Linked DNA regions of Mus musculus: all the other regions are linked to region 2. Evidence: chromatin contacts called from ENCODE POLR2A ChIA-PET data. All regions are on one chromosome and are shown on one strand. Each heading gives the region's core, a stretch centred on a gene start or an enhancer-like site at or near the end of the contact. The rest is flanking DNA. Distances are from core to core; before and after follow the strand shown. Region 1 holds the start of BC024978 (cDNA sequence BC024978). Region 2 holds the start of Shkbp1 (Sh3kbp1 binding protein 1). Region 3 overlaps Sertad1 (SERTA domain containing 1).

Region 1 (3,426 bases), core at 489-2,988, 160 kb after region 2:
TCTATTGCTGGAAGCTAACTAAGTAGGGTACTTAAGGCATCTGGCTGTTTGAGATCAAGGAAGTGGGACCGCAAAGAGCAGGGTGGCTGTGGTGACTTGTAATCAGGTGATTGTCTGAGATCTGGGCTGGTTTTGGGGGCTGGAGACCCTACCGGTCCTTGTGCAGCTTCAGGAGCCTCTTCACATCCTCTTTGCCTTTGGGGGCTGGGCCAGCCTTCTCTAAGGCCTCCTTCAGGAGCTGGCTGTTCTTCAGGCCATAGACATGAGGGAGAACAGGCTCCACAGCAGAGGGTAGAGGGGGAGGGGGAGGGGGAGGGGGAGGAGCAGGAGGGGGGGGAGGGGGCGGCAGTGGGGATGAAATAGATGTATGGAGACTACAAGGAGGGGATGGTAAAGCTAGGTCCGGGGGATTTAGAGGTAAAGGAGGTGGAATGTTGGTGTCTGGGGTCTCATGAATTATTGGAGAGATTGTGGGTTTTAGGGGGAAAGAGCATGGAGAAGTCATTTGGGGTCTACAGGAAGAATAAGAGGCTCTCCCCAAATCTCCCAAGGATGGAGATTTTCAGTTTTTAAAGGAACTGGATGAGAGATATTCAGGCCTGCACATTGAGATCTGTAAAAAAAAAAAAAAAAAAAATTAAAACTGGAGTTGATAGCAGAATATGGTGTCTGGCCAGTTGTTCTGGGAGAACCTGGGCTAGTATTTGAAACAGTGGAAAGAGAAACTGGGCTAAATCAAATGCTGAAGGATCCCGAAGGGTGGTCTGTGCTATGGGGCTGGGGCTACATTAGAAGGGACATTTTGTAGGTGTCATCTCATCTGCTGTAGCTAAGCTAGTTTTGGTCACTTCTGTTATTCGGAGGTTCAGATCTGTTGTGAGGTGTCTAAAGGATGTGACTTGCCTACTTTTTGCATTGCGGGCCTGAGTTTGAAACCTTGACTTTACGAGCTAGGGTTAAGAGGTTACAAAAAAGGCACGTGGGTGAGAAAACAGCCTAATGGTGGGCGGGTCATGGGCTTAGCGGGGAAGTATGAGAGTCGCAGCAACTCAGCGATCAAAGGCCAACTAAGTTGGTATAAACCTATCAATTTAGGAACTTAGGAATCTGCACAAGCGCCTCCCCAGGAGGAAATGACGTCACCCGGCCAGCCTCCACCTGTCCTTTCCCATCCCACGTGATAGAACTCGCAACCAGCACAACGCTCTTGAAGGTCACGTGATACTGGCGGAAGGGGAAGAGGTGTGGCTTCCGAAAGGCAGTCTTAGAATGCACCAGAGCTCTAACCATGTCCCAATTGGCCAGAAGCTCGTGCCCTTCTTTGATTGGTCCGTTCCCTCGCGTCCAGGGGGCGGGACCCCAAGTGTTCCTTTGGCAGACGCTGAGGCCGGGGGAGAGACTCTGAACTTACCGAGTTTGCCCGCCGTGATTAGCTCGCGGAAGGGAGAAGCCGTTGCCGGGGAAGATAGTTGTGTGTCTGTGCAGCGTAGCTCGGCGGGCGTTGTCGGCGGGAGCGACGGCTCAGGTGGTGGGTTCCCGCGGGTTGTAGACGCTGCTCGGCGCCGGGGAGGCGGGTGGAGCACTTCGGGAGGCCTCTCTTTGAGAGACTAGGATGTTCCAAGTCGGCCCCTACTTTCTTAACTGGCTCCGACATCCGGGGTCTTTTTTCCTCCCGGGACGCCTTTCGCGCACGTGGACTAATGGGAAGCGCCGCTCGGTGTGCTCCGCCTGCCGGGACTCGTAGAGCATTCTGGGATTCGTAGTTAACCTCTCTAGCTCTCCCTTAGCACGCGGGTTGGAGAAGCGGGGGCCTGTGCTGGCTTTGTTGCTAAGCTGTGACATCCTCTTCCAATTCCGGTCTTACTCGACTTCCTCTTGGAAGGGCGATCCCTGAGCATCAGCCCTTTGGAACAAAGAATTTGGGAAACTTAGGGCTAAAGTCGCTTTTTCCTCCTCTTTAAGCCGTACCTGAACATCTCACACCATGGCCACCATAGCCACCATGCCAGTTCCCGAGACCCGTGCCAACCACACTATTTATATCAACAATCTCAATGAGAAGATCAAGAAGGATGGTGAGTTCTTGGGGTAGCCTGACTCAAGGTGATATCACAAGAGTTGACCCCTTTTCACCTCTAGCATCCACATTTCTTTTTCAGCCTTCCCCATTCTGTCTGTTAGGAGTTAACTTTGGCCTTTGTACCTACTGGTTCCTTGGTTTCACCCTAGGTTTTACACTCTGCCCTTTAATCTGCGCATTGTTAGTGATCTTCCAGGTTTTAGCTCATAGGTCCCTTCTTCCTTTGAAGCCTTCCAGGATCGTTCTTGCCATCAGTCTGCTTTCATGAGACTGTCTCTGTCCACTGACCTCTGGGTGGTGGCCTCAGTGATTGACTACAATGCAGATGACACACAGGAGGGATGGGCAATGGATGGCTTTGTGATGTGGGTGATTGTGCCGCGTTCTAAGTCTTGACTGTCTTTAATTCTCACAAGCCTCTCAGATTAAGTAGTTGGAATTTGGGTGGCATAACTTGCCTGGGATCAAATAGCAAGAAAAATGAGACAGAAATGTGGGGTTCTGCTTAAGCAGATTCTTAGACTGGGCTGGTTGGCAGAGGCTGTAATTCTGTTCTTCAGGAAGAGTGAAAGTTTGAAACCATTTGGGACAACATGGCCAAAGCAGATAAAAAAGAAACCAAAGACAAACGGTTTCTTTTAGGGTGTGGAGGTACAGGGCTGTAATCCCAGTACTCAGGAGACTGAGGCAGGAGGAGCTTGAGTTCCAGACCAGCTGAGGCGACATAGCAAGACCCAGTGTCCAAAAGGTTTGAGGAATGTAGCTAGTGTTAGTCTTGCCTAGCAGGAGTAAGGATCTGGGTTCAAATCTCAGCAACTAAGAAAATCAGCATGGCCTGGAGAGAGCTCTGTGGTTAAAGAATGCTGCCTGATCTAACAGAGGATCTGGTTTTGATTCCTTGCCTCCAGGGAGGTTCGTAACTGTGTGTGTCTCCAGTTCCAGGGGATACGACATCCTCCTCTGGCTTCTGCAGGCAAAAAAAAAAAAAAAAAAATCCACACATAAAATTTTTTTTTTTTAAGATTCTTTTTAAATAGAAATCCCTACCAAATAATTCAGTTCTTGTCTGGAAGTAAGGCCCATAGTTAGAAAGTTTCTGCAAAGACTGAATCCCGGCACACATTTTTAAAAAAGTAAACACAAATGACTATTTTTATGTATTTATTTTGTGTGCATCTATAAATGGATGCATGAGGGTGGTCAGGACCCCTCTAGAGAAGCCTTTGTCTTTCAGCTGTTGAGTTCCTGAGATCATATTCAGGTCGTGAAGGCTTGTGAAGTGGATGGATGCTCTACTGCCCTTGCACTGGCCCCTTGGTGCATTGCTTTGTGGAAGTAATTCAGAA
Region 2 (3,610 bases), core at 426-2,925:
ATTTGCATTGTTTCTCTCTGCTTGTGGAGGTGGTCTCTGCTTTATAGATAATCCTATTGGTTCTGTTTAAGGGGGTGCATCCACAGAAGTGCTTAGAGAGGAGTCTGGGGCATGTAACTGTTCTTTTATCCTTACTGTCAGCATTATCCTGCTAACAGGAAAGTGAAGCTAGGGAGGGCGGTGTGGTTGAGTTCCTCTTCCAAATATGGACTTGTCCTGCGTCTTCCGTCAGGAGGAGATGAACGGCTGGCTGGAGGCTGTGGCTAACTCCGTGGCAGAACACGCCGAGATCGCCCGATGGGGTCAGACACTACCTACCACATCATCCACAGATGAGGGCAACCCCAAGCGTGAGGGCGGGGAGCGTAGGGCCAGCGGGCGCCGGAAGTGATTCCAGGTACCCTTTCCCCCACCTTGGAGTCTGACAAGTCTCCTTGCCCCTCCTCTCTGCACTGTGGACACAAAGACAACTTCTCATCCGCAAGGGCCGGAATGACTGCGGATGTGCCACTGTGGGCCTGAAATAGAAGGGACTTCTGCACTCCAAGAGGTGGTGGTAGGGGATTGCTGTCCCTATAGCCATATCTCGGTCCCTTCCCGCTCGCCAACCCCACCCCAGGTGCTGGGGCTCCATTCTTTTTATGCAATAACTGAGCTTGGTGGGGCCGGGCAGGGAGCCAGTTGAGCCAAGCTCCCTGCCCAATCGTCAGATCCTGCCCCAAGAAGCTGGAGTGGCGAGGGATCTAGGAGGTGGTGATTTGTTGGCCTCCTCTCCGCCCTAAGGATGGACAACGGGGGCGCTGGTGAGGTCCCCTGGACCATCCAGGGTGCTAGGGGGTGGGGAGGGGACACACTCCCTCCCTGCCTTTACCTCACTTCCAATGCTGCCTTGATCTGTCTGGGAAGAGGGAGGACAGGGGCCCTTAGCCCCTGTACTCCGCCATCTCAGAGCCATGCGGTTAATTCCTGACTTAGTTTATTTTTGCAAAAACGTAGACCCCCCCTCCTTCCCCCCGCCCCGCATCCGCGAAGGCTTTTAATAGGAGGGGAGTCAAAGTTCAAAACTGTCTTCCTCTCTCCTCCCCGATTCTAGCTGTAAATGCCACTTCCCGAGGGGGAGGGGGTGGGAAAGCCCTCCCCCTGCATGCTTCTGGCTGGAGCACCTCCCTGGGACGGAGGGAATCAGGGTTACAGGCAACCCCCGTGGCTGCTTGGAGACGCTGCCAAGGCAGGGGGTGCGGGGCGGTGTGGCAGGCGCACACTGTATGTACCTATAATAAACCCTTTGGCTTTGACAGTCTTCGCTGGTTTGTTCGTGTATCCGAGACAGGATTGGAGGGTGGGCCGGTGTGGGGACGAGGTCGAGAAGGCAGTCTCCTAGACTCTACAAATACCTAAGCCTTGGTATAGGCTCATTTCAAGATCTGCGCACGTACTCCTCAACGAATCGCCTACATTCGTTATGTATTATACCAAAATAAGGGAACCTAGAAAAGGGGGGGGGGAGTTACTAAATCACTCCAAAGGATCCCCAAGTGCGCCCCGTCGAAACCAGGAAAGACCGGCCCTCTTTAAAGAGTCAGAGACCGTAATTGCGTTGAGCGAGCTCTCTGTCCAATCGCCGGTGGATCCTGGAGTCTCTAGGCCAATGAGCAAGAGGAAGAGGCGGGGTCTATGCACACCCGGAAGTGGGTGCGAGCCGGCCGGCTTGCGGGGGGGTGGGGCTATGGCCGTCGCGACGACTGCAGTGGAGGGGGTCCCGAGTCGGGGAGCACCCGGGGAAGTGATTCATCTGAACGTAGGGGGCAAGCGGTGAGTGTGGGAGATCCTCGAGGCCCCATCCTACGGGACCGAGGCGGGATGCCCGCCTCTTCTGGGGGTGGGGGTGGTAGTCCCTGTCCATCAAGAATTGCTCCGCCTCAAGCTGGAGGCTTGGCGCTTGAATAAAAAAGAAAGAAAGAAAGAAAGAAATGCCAAAGGAGAATGCATGAATCTCAGTGGAGGAGGCAGCGTCCTCACCTCTTCTTCTCTTTCCTCTCCTTACCCCATCGCCCAGGTTCAGTACCTCTCGCCAGACGCTTACCTGGATCCCAGACTCCTTCTTTTCCAGGTGATTAGGAGAGTCTGGGGCGAGGGTAGGAGGGAATGAAAGAAGAGGGTGTGGGGAGACCCATTTCTACAATACTCACCTCTGCAACTCGGCCCATGTCTCCTCCTCGGTTTCCCCTTCCTGTAGTCTTTTGAGCGGACGCATCTCAACCCTGAAAGATGAGACCGGAGCTGTGAGTAGGGCTAGATCAAAAAACGGGACTCCGGGTGGGATGGGGGACAGGAGCTCCTACTTATTCCAGGTCTTTTCCATGACCCCCACCTCCATCCCCACCCCACCATGCAGATCTTCATCGACCGGGACCCCACCGTCTTTGCCCCCATCCTTAATTTCCTGCGGACCAAAGAGTTAGATCCCAGGTTGGTATGGGTAAATGGGTGAATTCTGCCACTGTATAAAATCTCTCCTCGAAAAGTAAATGTGTTCCATTCTATTAGAATTATTGATCATGTTATATTCCTTCCATTAAAATATGCCCACACATTTGCACCATTCTTCATCCTTGTTATCTAGATTTTAAAGAAAGTATGTATTTGTTTGTTGGCTTGAGATAAGGCCTTGCTCTGTAGCCCTGGCTGTCTAGAACTCCATCCAGATCAGGCCAGTCTTTATCTCCCATGTCTTGGATTGGCAGGTGTACCCCACCCTCAACCTCCCTAGAATTTTACGCCGGTTGAAACTAGCCAGGCTTCGGTAGTCTCTGGGCAGTTTCAATACCTTTCTCCTTGCAATGTGCTGTTCATGCCTATGCCCTAGATTTTTACACCCAAATCTCCCCTATTACCCAGGGGTGTCCATGGTTCCAGCCTCCTCCATGAAGCCCAATTCTACGGACTCACTCCACTGGGTAAGTGAGAGTCCCGTGCCGTGCCCCACCCCCACCCCAACCCCGCCCCCAGTCAGCACCCTCAGTTATTTCCTGAGCAGAATGCCTCTCCTCTTTGACTCTCCCAGTCAAAAAGACTGTTGGGTTAGAGCTAAGAGCACCGGATTTGGGTCTGGCTCTGAAGGGGTCGGGGTTGCGGGGGAGGGGATAGTTACGTGGAAAGACAGATGAGGAAGGGGACAAGGGTCTGCTTTAGTTTCCCTCAAGATGAAGTTTTGAGTCCTTCCCTTGCAGTTCGTCGCCTGCAGGTGAGGGAAGAGTTGGATCGATCTTCCTGCGGAAATGTCCTCTTCAATGGTTATCTACCTCCTCCAGGTGAGCACTCCCAATTGATGCTAGGGAGAGGGAGATTGGCTTAAAGACTACATTTCCCATAAAGCTTCAACCCTTAGGTGTTTGGAGCCCTGAGGTGCACTGGGAGTTGTAGTTCTTTATCAGATGCTTGGAAAGGAAATAGGAAGCAGCATTTTTCCTTGAAGCTGTGCAACAGCCAGTTCTCTTTAGAGTTCAGAAGCATGCACGGGAGCTTGATGGGAGTTGTAGTCTGAGTTTTCTTAAGTTTCACCCCATTCTTCAGAAAAATAAATAAATAAATAAATTTAAACTTTATCATG
Region 3 (3,377 bases), core at 19-2,518, 130 kb before region 2:
GTCTTCAGCCACCTTCTCCTCCCTCTTTATTTCAGTATTTAGGGACACCTACTGTGTACCTGACCCTGTGTGAAAGGTACATCTCAGCTGGAGGCTGAGGCAGGTGGACTGACATGAGTTCAAGGTCTGTCTAGACTCCATTATGGACACCCTGTTCAAAAAGCAAACAGCCACCTGTGGTGGCACACAGCTTTAATGCCAGCATTCTGGAGACAGAGACAGGTAAAGCACTATGAATTCAAGGTCATCCTTAGAGAGTTTCAGGACAATCAGAAATACCAAAAACAAAACAAAACAAAACAAAACACCAACCAACCCCTCCAAAAAAAAAAACCCAACCAACCAAATAAACAAACAAAAAACAACCACCCAAACAAACAACCCAACAACAACAACAAAGCATAATTAATACCTGGGCTAGTGGGGCACAAAGCAGTAACAAGGCCAGCCTGGGCTACATAATAAATTCAAGGCCAGCCTGCTGGTGTATGTAGTGAAAGCATGTCTCAAAAACCACAGTTGCACATGCCTGTAATTCCAGCTTGTAAGGAAGTAAAGGCAGAAGGATCAGGAGTTCAAAGCCAGCCTCCACTACAGAGTGAGCTAGAGGCCAGCCTAGGATACAGAAGACTCCTCTAAAAAAATAAAAAGCGAGAGAGGCCCCCACACCAGACTGATCACGGTTACATCGTAGTTCCCTAACCAGTCACAAGGGGGGGCCGCAGAGCTCAGCCCGGGCTCCTTAGGTCTCAGCCTCAGCTAGGGGCCGTCGATGTCCTATGGTCTAGGCACAGGAGTCTCCAGGAGGGTTTGGGTTCAGGAGTCTGGAGGGTCCTTAACTTGGCACCAGCTAGCCTGAAGCCATGTCCATCTGTTTCTCTCGGTGGCCCGCCTCAGTCACTTCCAGAAATGGGCACAGCTTCCTCTGTTCCTCCAGGAAACCAAGCTCCGCCTACCCCTTCCAGGCCCCTGGGGCTGCGTGCAGCTCCCGCCTCTCCAGCCCCACCCCGTCCGCAGTCTTGGAGCTTCCGGCCCCTGGGGAGGCCCAGGAGTGGCCCTCTCGTGTCACAGTCCCCAGATTCTGGACCCATCCTGCCCTTTGGGTGGCAGTCATTCCCCCCCCCCCCCAACCCCGCCCCAGCTCCTCCCTCCCTGCCCTCCCCACCATCCTTCCGCTCTCGGGGCCCTGCCCTGCCCTGCCCCCACGGCCGCCAGGAAGGACGCAGCCTGGGTCCCGTGCCAGGGCTGTGAGTGTGCGGCCCCTCCCAGCCAGGCCAGGAATGCAGCTGGACCGCGGGGGCGGCCGCAGACACCCGGCTCCGGCCAGGCCCAATGCTCCGCTCAGGCAGGCAGGTGGCCCCGGCTTGCCCGGACCTGGATAGCTTCTAGATGGAAAGCCAGCTGCCTGCCCCTGAAGGTCCTGCCTTCTCTCCACTAAACTTAGTGGTTTTATTTTGAGAGACCTCCTGAAAGCTCCCACCCTTTGCTCAAAGATATCTCATACCGGGAGTGCAATTTATTCCACTATAACCGTGGGAGTGTCACGGGATTACAAGTTTGATGTTATTTTATCCTTGATCGGCACAGATGCAAAGAAGCACACACACTTGGTATTTCCCAAAGCTGGTTTTAATTTCAAAAAATTATGAGGTCTCTTCCCACACTGGGGATAATGGGATGGGATAGCCCAAACTATTATCCCAGTTCAACCCCAGCCTGGCCCAAACACCATTACTGTCACTGGGCCCTGTCATTTCACCACTCGGGGCTCATTTCCAACTCCTTCACTGGTCAAGACAGGTGGATGGATGTGAAGTTCCCAGGACTCAGTACAGTCTCTCCAAAGTGACCCTGGCTCTCCTCTGTGAGGGGACGCCACCTGTGTCGTGTCAAAGTGGGTTGGTGTCACCACCAGGCTCAACTCAGATCCAAGTCAATTCTCCCTGGGTCCTAAGGGTCAGCGCCCAGGCCCTGGTGGCCTTTCCAGTGCCTGTGTGCCTACTAGTACATCCATGAGGTAGTCCAACTCCGCCTCATCCAACTCTGGAGGCTCCTCCTTGGCTGGGCCATTCTCAGGGCCGGGCTTGAGACCCTCAGAGGCTGGTAACCAAAGTTCACTGTCGTACATGGAGGTATCGATGTCCTCAAACAGGCCCTCCAGTCCATCGTCCAGCAGACAGCCAGTGGCTGGGCCTAGCAAGTCCAAGGCACCCAGGTTGGGTGAGATCCCCCCGATGGAGCGGCCTGGAGGCCCCTCATCTGCTTGGGGTTGGGGGGCCTGGTTCAGGTCCTCAATGTGGTTGAGATCTTCCAGGAGGCTGGCCATGGAGGCTGAGAGGCCAGCATCTGAGCTAGCCAGAAGGCTGTCTGCCACAGAAGGGGCTGGGGGCTGGATGGGCTCAGGCGGCAGGACAGGTGCGGGTTCCATGGACGCCTGGATGCGCCTCAGTGTGTTCACCACAAGCACCAGGTGCCGGAGGTCCGGCTCGCTCTGCCGCAGGCTGTGGTGGAGCTTGACCACTGAGAGGTCAAAGAGGGAGCTAGAAGCCACCGTCGGCGGGGTCTGCGCCACTGCCGGGTGGCTCGGATCCAACCAGCACGAGTCCACGGAGAGGGCTTCCATCGTCTCCTCCTCCTCCCGCTTGCGCTTCAGACCTTTGCTCAGCATCCTCTGCAGGGAGGAAGGAGCCATTCAGTTATGGGAAGCCAATACTCAGTTCACACCCAGCTCTGACAACTGCTGTCTGTGGGATCCTGACCAGTCGATTAACCTCCAGGTCTAGGTTTTCTAAGCAAATTCTTATTTGTTTCTAACGGGACAGGGTCCCGTGTAACTCAGGCTGACCTGCCCCCAAACGTGCTATGTAGGCAGCTTCTGCTCTTCCCTTCTTCCCCTTCCCAGCGCTGGGATTACAGGTGTGTGCCACCATACTTGGTGTATTTGATGCTGGGGATGGAACTTCCTGGGCCTCCTGCATGTAAGGCAAACATTCTACCAACTGAGTTATATTCTCAGCGTCCTCAGTGAGCTTCTGAGATACAGACAGCATTCTGTTATAAGTTGCTACTACAGATTAGATTAAAGGAACAAAAAGCCCTTGCAACATGGTCATTAGTACTTGAAATTTTACTTTTATTTTACATTTTTGTGTTTGTGTGTGTGCGCGCATGAGCGTGCAGATGTCCAAAGAAGCCAGCTGCTGGAATCCCTGGAGCTGATTTTAAAGTAACTGTACGCCATCAGATGTGAGTACTGGGAACTGAAATCAGGTCCTTTGTAGGAACAGCAAGCTCTAAAACCACATCACTAGTTCTTATTTATAAGCACTCTTTGGTTTTGCTCTTTTGAGACAGGGCCCCACACTGTAGTCCGGGCT

What was found. ChIA-PET counts read pairs that join two places held with the same protein, here RNA polymerase II (POLR2A).
Region 1: POLR2A ChIA-PET joins it to region 2 with 10 read pairs in embryonic stem cell. The contact joins the promoter of BC024978 here to the promoter of Shkbp1 in region 2. POLR2A ChIA-PET finds 5 or more read pairs at or near these places in 3 of 5 experiments (Patski and embryonic stem cell).
Region 3: POLR2A ChIA-PET joins it to region 2 with 13 read pairs in Patski. The contact joins the enhancer-like site here to the promoter of Shkbp1 in region 2. POLR2A ChIA-PET finds 5 or more read pairs at or near these places in 4 of 5 experiments (Patski and embryonic stem cell).

Annotation. Positions count from the first base shown.
Region 1 is chr7:27,194,093-27,197,518 of GRCm38, reverse strand. It overlaps BC024978 (cDNA sequence BC024978), which reads right to left and starts at 1,738. Exons shown (of 7, transcript NM_001243888.1): 1 at 1,412-1,738; 2 at 153-613. The coding sequence starts at 505. It overlaps Snrpa (small nuclear ribonucleoprotein polypeptide A), which reads left to right and starts at 1,248. Exons shown (of 7, transcript NM_015782.3): 1 at 1,248-1,528; 2 at 1,963-2,075. The coding sequence starts at 1,985.
Region 2 is chr7:27,354,073-27,357,682 of GRCm38, reverse strand. It overlaps Shkbp1 (Sh3kbp1 binding protein 1), which reads left to right and starts at 1,675. Exons shown (of 18, transcript NM_138676.2): 1 at 1,675-1,812; 2 at 2,057-2,110; 3 at 2,237-2,282; 4 at 2,396-2,469; 5 at 2,899-2,957; 6 at 3,231-3,311. The coding sequence starts at 1,727. Sptbn4 (spectrin beta, non-erythrocytic 4) reads left to right here. Exons shown (of 36, transcript NM_032610.2): 36 at 233-1,300. The coding sequence ends at 391.
Region 3 is chr7:27,488,547-27,491,923 of GRCm38, reverse strand. It overlaps Sertad1 (SERTA domain containing 1), which reads right to left. Exons shown (of 2, transcript NM_018820.4): 2 at 1,610-2,671. The coding sequence starts at 2,668. The coding sequence ends at 1,958. Among named protein-coding and RNA genes, the nearest start is that of Gm38972, 3.3 kb to the right of the region's middle. Within about 2 kb of position 1,268, at least 1 of the 3 ENCODE cell types and tissues checked has a DNase peak (open chromatin) inside an H3K27ac peak, as active enhancers do.